3 separate regions of the Homo sapiens genome follow, and all the other regions are linked to region 3. The links are chromatin contacts, found by Hi-C or POLR2A ChIA-PET in ENCODE. All regions are on one chromosome and are shown on one strand. Each heading gives the region's core, a stretch centred on a gene start or an enhancer-like site at or near the end of the contact. The rest is flanking DNA. Distances are from core to core; before and after follow the strand shown.

Evidence for each region. Hi-C counts contacts between places; a loop is a spot of excess contacts on that map. ChIA-PET counts read pairs that join two places held with the same protein, here RNA polymerase II (POLR2A). Pooled maps may share reads with other maps.
Region 1: a loop to region 3 is called in a map of naive thymus-derived CD4-positive, alpha-beta T cell, with 19 times the contacts of the local background. The contact joins two enhancer-like sites. A Hi-C loop is called at or near these places in 9 of 168 maps with a recorded cell type or tissue (B cell, CD4-positive, alpha-beta T cell, CD4-positive, alpha-beta memory T cell and 3 more), 20 of 37 single-sample maps with no recorded cell type and 16 of 50 pooled maps. POLR2A ChIA-PET finds 5 or more read pairs at or near these places in 8 of 52 experiments (CD4-positive, alpha-beta T cell, CD4-positive, alpha-beta memory T cell, CD8-positive, alpha-beta T cell and 5 more).
Region 2: a loop to region 3 is called in a map of HepG2, with 26 times the contacts of the local background. The contact joins two enhancer-like sites. A Hi-C loop is called at or near these places in 117 of 168 maps with a recorded cell type or tissue (A673, B cell, CD14-positive monocyte and 67 more), 37 of 37 single-sample maps with no recorded cell type and 50 of 50 pooled maps. POLR2A ChIA-PET finds 5 or more read pairs at or near these places in 9 of 52 experiments (CD4-positive, alpha-beta T cell, CD4-positive, alpha-beta memory T cell, CD8-positive, alpha-beta T cell and 6 more).

What each region holds. Positions count from the first base shown.
Region 1 is chr15:64,007,772-64,011,211 of GRCh38, reverse strand. All of the region lies in intron 2 of DAPK2 (death associated protein kinase 2), which reads left to right. Among named protein-coding and RNA genes, the nearest start is that of DAPK2, 37 kb to the left of the region's middle. RefSeq lists enhancers at 24-73, 931-1,020 and a silencer at 1,391-1,450. Within about 2 kb of position 1,336, at least 16 of the 41 ENCODE cell types and tissues checked have a DNase peak (open chromatin) inside an H3K27ac peak, as active enhancers do.
Region 2 is chr15:64,067,880-64,071,427 of GRCh38, reverse strand. No RefSeq gene overlaps it. Among named protein-coding and RNA genes, the nearest start is that of DAPK2, 23 kb to the right of the region's middle. Within about 2 kb of position 1,792, at least 5 of the 41 ENCODE cell types and tissues checked have a DNase peak (open chromatin) inside an H3K27ac peak, as active enhancers do.
Region 3 is chr15:63,750,382-63,753,864 of GRCh38, reverse strand. HERC1 (HECT and RLD domain containing E3 ubiquitin protein ligase family member 1) reads left to right here. Exons shown (of 78, transcript NM_003922.4): 8 at 780-907. Among named protein-coding and RNA genes, the nearest start is that of HERC1, 82 kb to the left of the region's middle. Within about 2 kb of position 1,569, at least 2 of the 41 ENCODE cell types and tissues checked have a DNase peak (open chromatin) inside an H3K27ac peak, as active enhancers do.

The sequences.
Region 1 (3,440 bases), core at 87-2,586, 260 kb before region 3:
AGAAGTCACGTAGTTGGGGGTGCAAAGCCACAAGCACAGCCAATCCTCCACCTGTGTTTTTTCCACTCCAACCTGAGCTGTTGATCCTGATCCTTTGCATATGGCTTTATCTGTTCCATTGTCCTGCCTTTATGCTAATCTGGAGGGTTCAGATTGGGTGCCTACCATGAGTGGGGCCCTCTGCCAAGTAGCTCTGGGTCTGTGTTGTTGCTATGTCCCCAGACAGGAGACCACAGAATGAGTCAGCCACCTCCACATGGGGTTGCTGGTGCCCTGCAGATTCTGCCCCAAGACTGACGGCTTCCCTGTGAACCCTCTTGTGATGCGGTCAGGACATGCATCAACAGTTTATAAACAAGATTACAGGAAGCTCGGCTGCTGTTCTACACACAAACCCACCCCACCCACTGACATGCAGAGCTGGGACAGGTGCTGAAGAATGAGTCCATGGGAAGCTTGTCTTCATGAATGGGATAAAACCCAAGCTGGTAGCAGACTGACCCATTGTTTTCCGAAGTGGGGATGGGTAGACAAATGAGAGACCAAAACTGCAGTAGGGGCTCAGAACAATTAAAGTGCCAACTCTGAAAATCAAGACATTAAGGCAGGCGGGTGGGGACTTTGCCTGAAGTGGTCAGCTGGGATTTGGGAGTGATGAGAAATAACTGGTTTGAGGCTGAGAGACAAATGTAGGGATCATCATCACATTGAAAAAGCCAAGAATGCGGATCCCCATGCCTATACCTATGCTGATAACTTCTTGCTCCTGAAAACTGTAGTTGGGAAAGTTGGCAGAGGACACTAAGCAGTCAATACTGTTGTTATATTATTACTATTGTTATTGAGAGTAGTAGTAAACAGAAAGACATAAGTTAAAAATGATATTTATAGGCCGTCTTTAGAGATAGAAGAAACTGAACCTTCTGGCATACCAGGATATTCCTGTTGCGTGAGAACTCGTGGTTCTCAAACTTTGGTGGGCATTAGAATCCTCAGAGGGCTTATCAAACCACAGATGCTGGGCCCCACCCCCAGAGTTCCTGACTCTGTGGGTCTGAGCTTAGGGCCTGATAATTTGCATTTCTGACAGGTTCCCAGATGATCCTGATCTTACTGGTCTCGGGTCACACTTTGAGAAACACTGGTTTATACCATCAGGTGCTACAGAGAACTCAGTTTGTTTCAGTGGCATAGGTTTACAATTCTAAGGCCCTTTGACAAACCCTCTTACCCACAGCCCAACTGTGCTGGCTGCCTAGAACAAGCCTTTGTGCCACTGGAAACTGCTTTTGTCGTTACTCATCATGACTGTGTTTCAGATTTTTAGTGCTAACCACCTCGAAGTCTTGAGCTGCTGTAAGGTGCCTCTCTTACAGTGGGTGTGGTGGGTCACACAGATGAAGTGTAAGACATTGCCCTGCCCTTAACAGATTAACCTAATTTAGGGGCGGGGGGAAAGGCAAACACAGTAAAGAAATGAGCATAAAGAGACAATTAAGTGTACTGAACTTTAGGAGCTAACATATTCCAAGGTGAGGATTCCTGGGGGGTGGCATGGTCAGGGAAGACTTCCAGGAGGAGCTGGAACTTGAACTTAAAACAGGAGTAGCATTTGGGTAGGCAGACGACCTCCTAGTTTAGGCAAATAGGGCTAGCAGAAACCCAGAGGTGGAAATGAGTGTGTTGGGGTGTGTCTGCTGGGAAGCAGAGTACATTTGGGCAAGTAGAATGAGGCTAGGTGGTGAAAGGCCCCTGGGGCCTGGCCAAGGAGCTCAGGCTTGATGGGAAGGAGAAAATAATCTTGAGCAGAGAACATGATGATGTCTGCGTTGTAGGACAATATACTGGGGAATGTGGGGTGTGGATTGGGTGTGTGGGTGGAGGGCTGAAGACAGCAACACTGATCAGGAAGCTGTACTAAGTGTTGGTCTGTAAAAGTCTAGCTCAGGAGGATGGCAGGTAATGAAGAGATACTAGCCCAAGTCCATTCAGAAAACATGCACTGCAGATCTACTGTGTATCCACTGTAGTTGGTGCCTGGGGGTACAAGGCTGGACAATTACAGTCTACTAAGGGAGAATAATATATAGAGAATTTCAGTAAAATGGGCTGAATCCCATGATGGAGGTATGCACAGGAGGTGAAAATAGAGGAGGGCCTCATGTCCAGGACACCTTGAGGGAAGGATCAGCTGTGACAATAAATTCTGGCCAACTTTCCTATGCCTCCTTTAAACAAAGAGGTCTTATGTTTGCAGACTGAAAAGGGGATCCTACCCTTTCCTCCCCTGTCATCTGTAAGGCCCTTGGTGATGCTGCAGCTCTGTGGCCTGTCCCTCAAGTACACCCTTGATTGGATGACAGCAGTGCACTGCTCTGTTGGTTAGGGATGTCTATGCAGGTGTTTCTTCTCATTTTCTTACTTTTAAAACACAGGAAATTTTAAAAGGAAAAGTTTCACTCAACTATTTGTTATCCTCATGCACTTTTGCATCTGTGTTCTCTAATACAAAAATTGAATCAAACCATACATATCATTTGTGCATGTTCACTTATTATTTTATAAACATGTCCCTTATGATGTTCATACTTGCTATTTTAATGTTTATATAATTGTCTATTGCATCCAGAACATCTGATTGCCAAAGCTGTTCCTTAGTGGAGAATGCTTAGCTTGTTTCCAGCTTTTTCTTGTCTATGAAACTATGTTCTTTCATTTGAAGTCTCTCTAGAGGCCAAATTCCCAGAATACAATGCACCTGGACTCAGATAATCTGACTTTAAGTTCTAGATCTGTGGCAAATTGGCTCTGTGACTGTAACTCTGTGAGTCTCAACTTCCTGATCTCTATAATGGGGAGAGCACTGACTGTGCAGGGTGTTGAGATACTGTCTGAGGCCAATATATGAAAAGTGCTTCATAAAGAACCTGCATATAGGGTAGAGTTGATATCACCTGGTGAAAGCATGTGAGTATTTTTATGGTTCTTTTTTAAAAAAACAGATATAATTTATATACAATTCACCCATTTATAGTGTCCTAAAGCCATTAGTACATTCGCATATAGTGTATTAAAGCCATTAAATGGCTTTAATGTATTCAGAGTTGTGTGACCATCATCATCATCAATTTTAGAACATTTCATTACCAAAAAACCCCCTTACCCATTAGCAGTCACTCTCTGCTTCTCCCAAACCCACTAGCCCTAGGCAACCACTAATCTTCCTTCTGTCTGTGGATTTGCCTGTTCTAGACATTTTGTAAAAGTGCAATCATACAACATGCGGTCCTTTGTGACTGGCTTCTTTCACTTAGCATAGTATTTTCAAGGTCCATCCATGATATAGCATGGATCAGTACTTTTTTCCTTTTAATTGCCAAATAATATCCAGTTGTATGGCTACACCACCTTTTGTTCATCTATTCACTAGATGATGAACA
Region 2 (3,548 bases), core at 543-3,042, 320 kb before region 3:
AAAATCTGACCTTTGGTGTGGGGAGGTGGACTCTGTCCCCCCAGCAAGACTCACATGGTGGGAATTCTATAGTAGAGTGAGAGGGGTCAAAAAACTAACATCTACTGCATTAATTATATTAGAACATGAATTTAAACTTTATTAATCATAATGGTATCTACATAGAAGTGAAAAATAGAGGTACATATATAGTCAGAAGTAGTGTTATCTGGTCCATGTTTGGCAAGGGTTAGGAAACGTTTTTGGAAAAGGGCCACATAGGCAATATTTTAGGCTTTTCAAGCCATATGCTCTGTTGTAACTATTCAACTCTGCCCTTGTAGCACAAAAGCAGCTGATAGTCTGTAAACAAATAAGCATGATTGCACTCCAAGAAAACTTTATGGACACAAATTTGAATTTCATATAATTTTCATGTGTCATGAATTAATATTTTCCTTTTTAATTTTTTCAACCGTTTAAAAATATAAAAACCATCTTAGCTTGTGGGTTGTACAAAATTCCAGCATTGGGCTGGATTTGGCCTGTGTGCCATTAGCAAACTCCTGATTTACAAGAATGATTATCCTTTCTGAAAAGTCAGACCAATTGGAAAATCAGATAAAAGATGTGGAATGGGCCCTCTCCCTAGGGAGAAAAAGGCACTCACATGAAACTGCATGTGACTCCAGGACATTCACAGACTTGCTAAGGAGCCAGTGGACCCCGGGTTAATAACTCTGCTTTACAAGTAATGCTAGCTGAGCACTGGGCTCCCCCCTCCTTTAATAACCCCCCAGAGCCCTGAGGGTTCACAACTTTGGGAGTATAGGGGCAGAAGGTGTGATACCTTTCCTCACCCATCATAAAGGTCATGGCCAACACCCCCGTGACAAAAGACAGGGTAACAAGAGAAAAGCATAACAAATGTGGTCAATCCAAGTTTTATGTGACACAGCAGGCTTCAGATAGGAAGAATCCAAAGACCCAGGGAAAACTGTCTTATTTTTCTGCTTAGGTTTGACGAAGAGTGGACAATTGTGTAGAAATGTGATTGGACAAAAAGTGCGATCTAATGGTAATGGACTAAGTGGGGAAACCCAGCAAGGACTATCTCTTCAGATTCTTCTTGGCCTTTCTGTGTAGCATTCCTTCCTCCTGGGTATGGGGCAGTCTTATGACCTACTGTTAGATAAGGCAGGTCAGAGAATTTCTTTATGGCCAGCTCATGCACAGAAAGGCGGGGGAAAGTTAGAGTAATATTTCTAGGTTTTGTGGTTTGCTTTTTGTTGTTGTTACTGTTTTTGTTTTTGAGATGGTCTTGCTCTGTTGCCCAGGCTGGAGTGCAGTGGCACAATCATGGCTCACTGCAGCCTCAACCTCTCAGGCTCAAGTGATCCTCCCACCCCAACTTCCCAAGTAGCTGGGACCACAGGTGCATACCACCATGCCCAGCTAAATTTTTTTTTGTATTTTTTTGTAGAGATGGGACTTTGCCATGTTTCCCAGACTGGTATGGCTTGCTTTGAAAAGAGGTTCTGGTTTCTATTTCCTCCCTTGGGGAAGACAGATTCTGTTTTCTATGACTCCCTTTGGAGGAGGAAGGGGCAGGAGACAGCAGGGCAGGATATGGTCAGAGAGAGTCTTTGCTTTTGAGGCTGCTTCTGAGGCTTTCTATTCTTCTTTAATTCACAGCACACCAAGGAGCCATATTTTGGGTTATTGCTTTCTGAGCCCCAGTAGGAGCCACTACCTTCTTGTTTTTGCTTTTGAGACAGGGTCGCTCTCTGTCGCCCCTGCTGGAGTGAAAAGGCACCATCAGGGCTCACTGCAGCCTCAAACTACTGGGCTCAAGCAATTGTCCCACCTCAGCCTCCCAAGAAGCTGGGACTACAGATGAGAGCTACCACGCTCAACTAATTATTTATCCACTGCTTTCTTAGACCGTTACAAATAAGAAGCTTATGGCCGGGCGTGGTGGCTTAGGTTGGGTGCAGCGGCTCACGCCTGTAATCCAAGCACTCTGGGAGCCGAGGCGGGTGGATCACGAGGTCAGGAGTTCAAGACCAGCCTGGCCAAGATGGTGAAACCCCATCTCTACTAAAAATACAAAAATTAGCTGGACATGGTGTCACGTGCCTGTAATCCCAGCTACTCGGGAGGCTGAGGCAGAGAATTGCTTAAACCTGGGGGGCGGAGGTTGCAGTGAGCCAAGATTGCGCCACTGCACTCCAGCCTTGGCAACAGAGTGAGATGCTGTCTCAAAAAATAAAGAAAAAAATAAAAGAAAGGAAGAAAAAAAGGAAAAAAAAAAAGCAGCTTTCCCAGCTCCACCATGAAGCAACTGCTACCAAAACTGCAGATGTGTCCAGCAGGACACAATTAACTGTAGTTAGTGGGGGCCAGTTTACTAGGAAGGGGTAGGATTGCTATAAAAGTCTCATTGCACTCATATCCCAGGTGGTTTTCTGCATGTGTTAATACCATGGTAGAAAACAAGCCAGTGAATTGTTGGGGTTCAAACTCATTACTGATGCACCACTACTGTTAATACTCTTTTTTTTTTTTTTTCTGGGACATGGTCTCACTCTGTCACCGGGGCTGGAGTGCAGTGACACGATCATGGCTCTATCTCCCAGGCTCAAGCTATCCACCCGCCCCAGCCTCCCGGGTAGCTGGGACTACAGATGCACGCCACCAAAGCTAGCTAATTTTTAAATTTCTTGTAGAGATGAGGTCTCACTATATTGCCTAGGGGGTCTCAAACTCCTGGGCTCAAGCGATCCTCCCACTTTGGTCTCCCAAAGTGCTGGGATTAAAGGCATGAGTCGCTGTGCTCAGCCACATTATTTCTGATATCTTTTTGTATATATGAAATACAAGTAAAGATTTTTCCAAAAAACTTCATTGGATTTAGCCTGAACTGGTGGTTGTCCATGACTCAGGTTAGACTGCCTATAGGGCATGAGCGAACCCAGTTCTGATATGGACTTATTTGGGGCAGATGTACTGGATGTGGAGAGGATGTTGCTGTATGGGCTGTCAGGTTCTCTCCAAGTGCTGTTAGCACCATGCAGACCCTGGATCCTCTTCACAAAGGATGTGGTCAAGAGCACAGACACTGGTGCCAAACTGCCATCTTGTTCTAATCCAATACTCAGTCACTTAGTAGCTGTGTGACTTTGGGCAAGTTACCTAGCTTCTCTGTATTTTAGTTCCCTCGTTTGTAAAATGGGGATGATAAAATTACCTATTTCGTGGGGCCCTTATGAGGACTAAAAAAGGGAATGCTTGTAAAGTGCTGAGCACAACGCCTGGAACCTAGTAAATGCTTTATTAGGGTTTGTTAAAAATAGAGAAGGCCAGGTGCAGTGACTCACGCCTGTAATCCCAACATTTGGGAGGCCAAGGTGGGCGGATGGCTAGAGCTCAAGAGTTTGAGACCAGCCTAGGCGACATAGCGGGACCCTGTCTGTACAAAAAATCAAAAAATTAGCAGGGCGTGGTGGTGCACACCTGTAGTTCCAGCTACTTGGGGGGCTGAGATGGAAGGATCGCTTGAGGCCAGG
Region 3 (3,483 bases), core at 320-2,819:
TGACTCTACATCATTCTTTTAAATGGCTTGAAGTGTTCTTTTATTTGATGGTGGCACAATTTATAAAACCAGTTTCTTATTGTTGAGTATCTAGATGGTTTCAATTTTTTTCAGTATTAACAACACAATGAATGACTAAATCTATGTCTACTTTAATTAGTCACTCCTACTAGCAGTGTGAATGCTTACTTCCCCATAGTCTTCAACAACAGCATGTATTAAATTTAATTAAATAATTTCAATAGTGAAAATGGTATCATTTAATTTATACTTTTTTTTATTCCTGGTGTGGTTGGATTTGTAGATGATTGGCCATTTGTTTTTCTTCTTTAATGATTTGTCCAGTTTTCAATTTCATGAGCTATTGATTTTTTAAAAAGTTTATGAAAAATTATATGCATATACATTCTTTTTTAAAGTTTATGAAAAATTATACGCATATAGTACCTGTATATTTTGTCAGCAAATTTGAAGTTAGAAATATAGCCATTAAAGGGGGAGAAAGACAGAAAAATAATTGTCTATGTTTCTTTTAAAGTGATTTTAAATTGCTTGATTTTAATTGCTTGAAATTAAGATATAAAAGGCTATCAGTGGTTGTTAACTTTCTTGTAATAAAAATGCTCGTTTGTTAACATCCTCAGCTATCAGAAACATAGCTTTTCATATCTGCCAGGTTAGTGATGGAAACATTAGAGCTCCTTATCAACTTTAGTAGTGTTAAAAAGAGTAGAGGTTCTTTAAAACAAGTAAATTGTTTAATGTGTTTGTTTTTATAGGTAAACTTGGTCATGGTGATACCAACAGAGTGTATAAACCTAAAGTTATTGAAGCTTTACAAGGAATGTTCATTCGCAAAGTTTGTGCTGGGAGCCAGTCTTCACTTGCTTTGACATCAACAGGGCAGGTAGGACTAAGGGATGAGTATAAAAGACTTAGAGTATTTCAGAGGATTAGGTGACTAAAAAGTAATACTTGTATTTAAATTTTAAAGTTCAAATAAATACATTTTTAGGCAACATGCTAAAATGAAATATCTTCTTCTGTTTGAAGTAGAGTATCTGAGAAGGAACCAGGTTTTCTAACCTGGCATATGTGACCCAGATAAATCTTAGTGGAGCCTCTGTTCTTTGTATTAAACTGACTTTCTAAAATGTTTTAGCATTTAGCTTCCCTTAAACCTTTTCTAAAACATTATGGATAGTCGGGGAAAGCTGAACTAGATCTTGATGGAGCCAGTGATATGAACTAAGAAGGCAAGAGGGTGATCAAAAAGGAGGGTAAAGAGAACACTTAGGTATGGAAAATATTCTGAGAGAGTTAGGTGTTTCTGAGAAACAGTGTGAAGTCAAGCTTAGGATAGTCAGAATTTTATGAGCCTTTATAAAGGCTCATAAGCTTTGTACTTTTATAGCTTATAAGCTTCGAACTTTTACATGCGTATTTTCACTCTTACCCTATTTGTTTGTTGAGGATAGGGAGGAGCCAGGTATAATTATAGACTGACAATATTTGTCCCTGTGTATCCATCAGTTATGGCAGTAAAAAAGTGAGCTGGCCACTTATTCTGTCATGTATAGGAGGCCACCTTGTGTCAGGCAGTGGTATAAAAGTGTTTTATGACTAATTGACAAGGCAGAGGAGCAGAAAAGCTGAAATCAGCATATAATTTGATTATTCACTGAGAAACTAGAATGCCTTGTGTTCTAAAAATCTTCAAGCTATTCATCATTACATTAGCTAGTTGCTGCCTTAAGAATATCTCTTCTACGTGTTTCTCACTATGGTTTTTGTAGTAAGAATCCATGAATTGAAGTTAGAAGATGCTTATGTATTTGATGTATACACACAGGCAAATAACAGACACCCCTTGAGCATCATGTGCTTCTTTTTTTATGAAGGAGTAATAATTTCTGCTTTGCATACAAGTGATCACATAAGATAATCATTAGAATTGAGAGTTTCTATAGATTATCCAATACTATTCAACTATTAGTTGGTAGTGGTAGTAATAATAGTAATAATAATAATAAATCCATTACATTGAATTCCAAGAGAACTTGTAAACTGTTTGCTGTATAGAATAGTTGTATTATGAGTACCTTAAGTTATATGAAATCAAATATATATGCGTGAAAAAAATAAAGTCAGAAATACTTTTAATGGGTAAGAATAGTTTTCTTTACCATTAAACTTGAGCATGAAATAATGATCAACATTTGCTTTTCCCTCAGTCTGTCTCAGCACTTTCAGGCCTCTTCTGTACTGACTTCCCACCATACTATATAGTATGGTCCAGTCTCTAAAGGCAAGCCAAGTATTTCTCATCTGGTGCTCAACCGAAGGAACGCTGCAAGAGAAAACTCTATGTAGGCCTTACTGAGTGACAGTATTACAGTGATGTGTCACTTAATGGGATATGTTCTGAGAAATGTGTTATTAGGCCATTTTGTTATTGTGAGAACATTGTAGAGAGTACCACACAAACCTAGATGGTGTAGCCTACTACGCTCCTAGACTATATGGTATAGCCTATTGCTCCTAGGTTACAAACCTGTACTGCATGTTACTGTACTGAATACCTTCAGAAATTGTAATATAATGGTAAGTATGTATCTAAACATATCTAAACATAGAAAAGTTACAGTAAAAATACTGGCATCAAAACTCCGTTAGATCTTAAGGGACCACTGTTGTATAATGTGGTCTGCTATTGACCGAATGGTGCATGAGTGTATATGATACCTCATGAGTGATTTAGGAAATCTTCTGTGATGATTTTGAGTATACATTATTTCACTGTCGTTATCTTTAGTTCCTAACATCTCCTAAAATATGCCTTATGTACTGGAATCTTGTTGCATTCTATACTTAAGTAAGTTATCTGGAAACAAGTACAAATATATGTTCTCATTTTATTTTATTTTGAACTCAGGGTCTCACTCTTTTGCTCAGGCTGGAGTACAGTGGCACAAACATGGCTCACTGCAGCCTTGACCTACCTCCTGGGCTCAAGAGATCTTCCCCATCCCAGCTCCCGAGTAGCTGGGACCACAGGCCTGTGCCACAATGCTTGACCAATTTTTTTAAATTTTTGTGGAGATCGGGTCTTGCCACATTGTCCAGGCTGGTATTGAACTCCTGAGCTTGGGTGATCCTCCTGCCATAGCCTCCCAACGTGCTGGGATTACAGGCTTAAGCCACTACATCCGGACAGTGCTCTTTATTTTTAATTGAAGTGGTTTAATCTCTCAGCAGCAGTCTTTCCTAAAATAATTGCAAGACAAAAACAAATTCTCAAATTTGATGGCATGAAGATAAGAATCTATATAATCTTACCAAAATCTATTGAAGATAAAGAAAAAAAATCATTCAGATTGCTGATTGTTTTGATTTTGTTGATTTTGGGTTGCCAAATTGTCAGTCAGTCACCTATTTGTCTTGCCAAAGACAAAATTTTTTTTTCCCACCTAACCCTTTCCC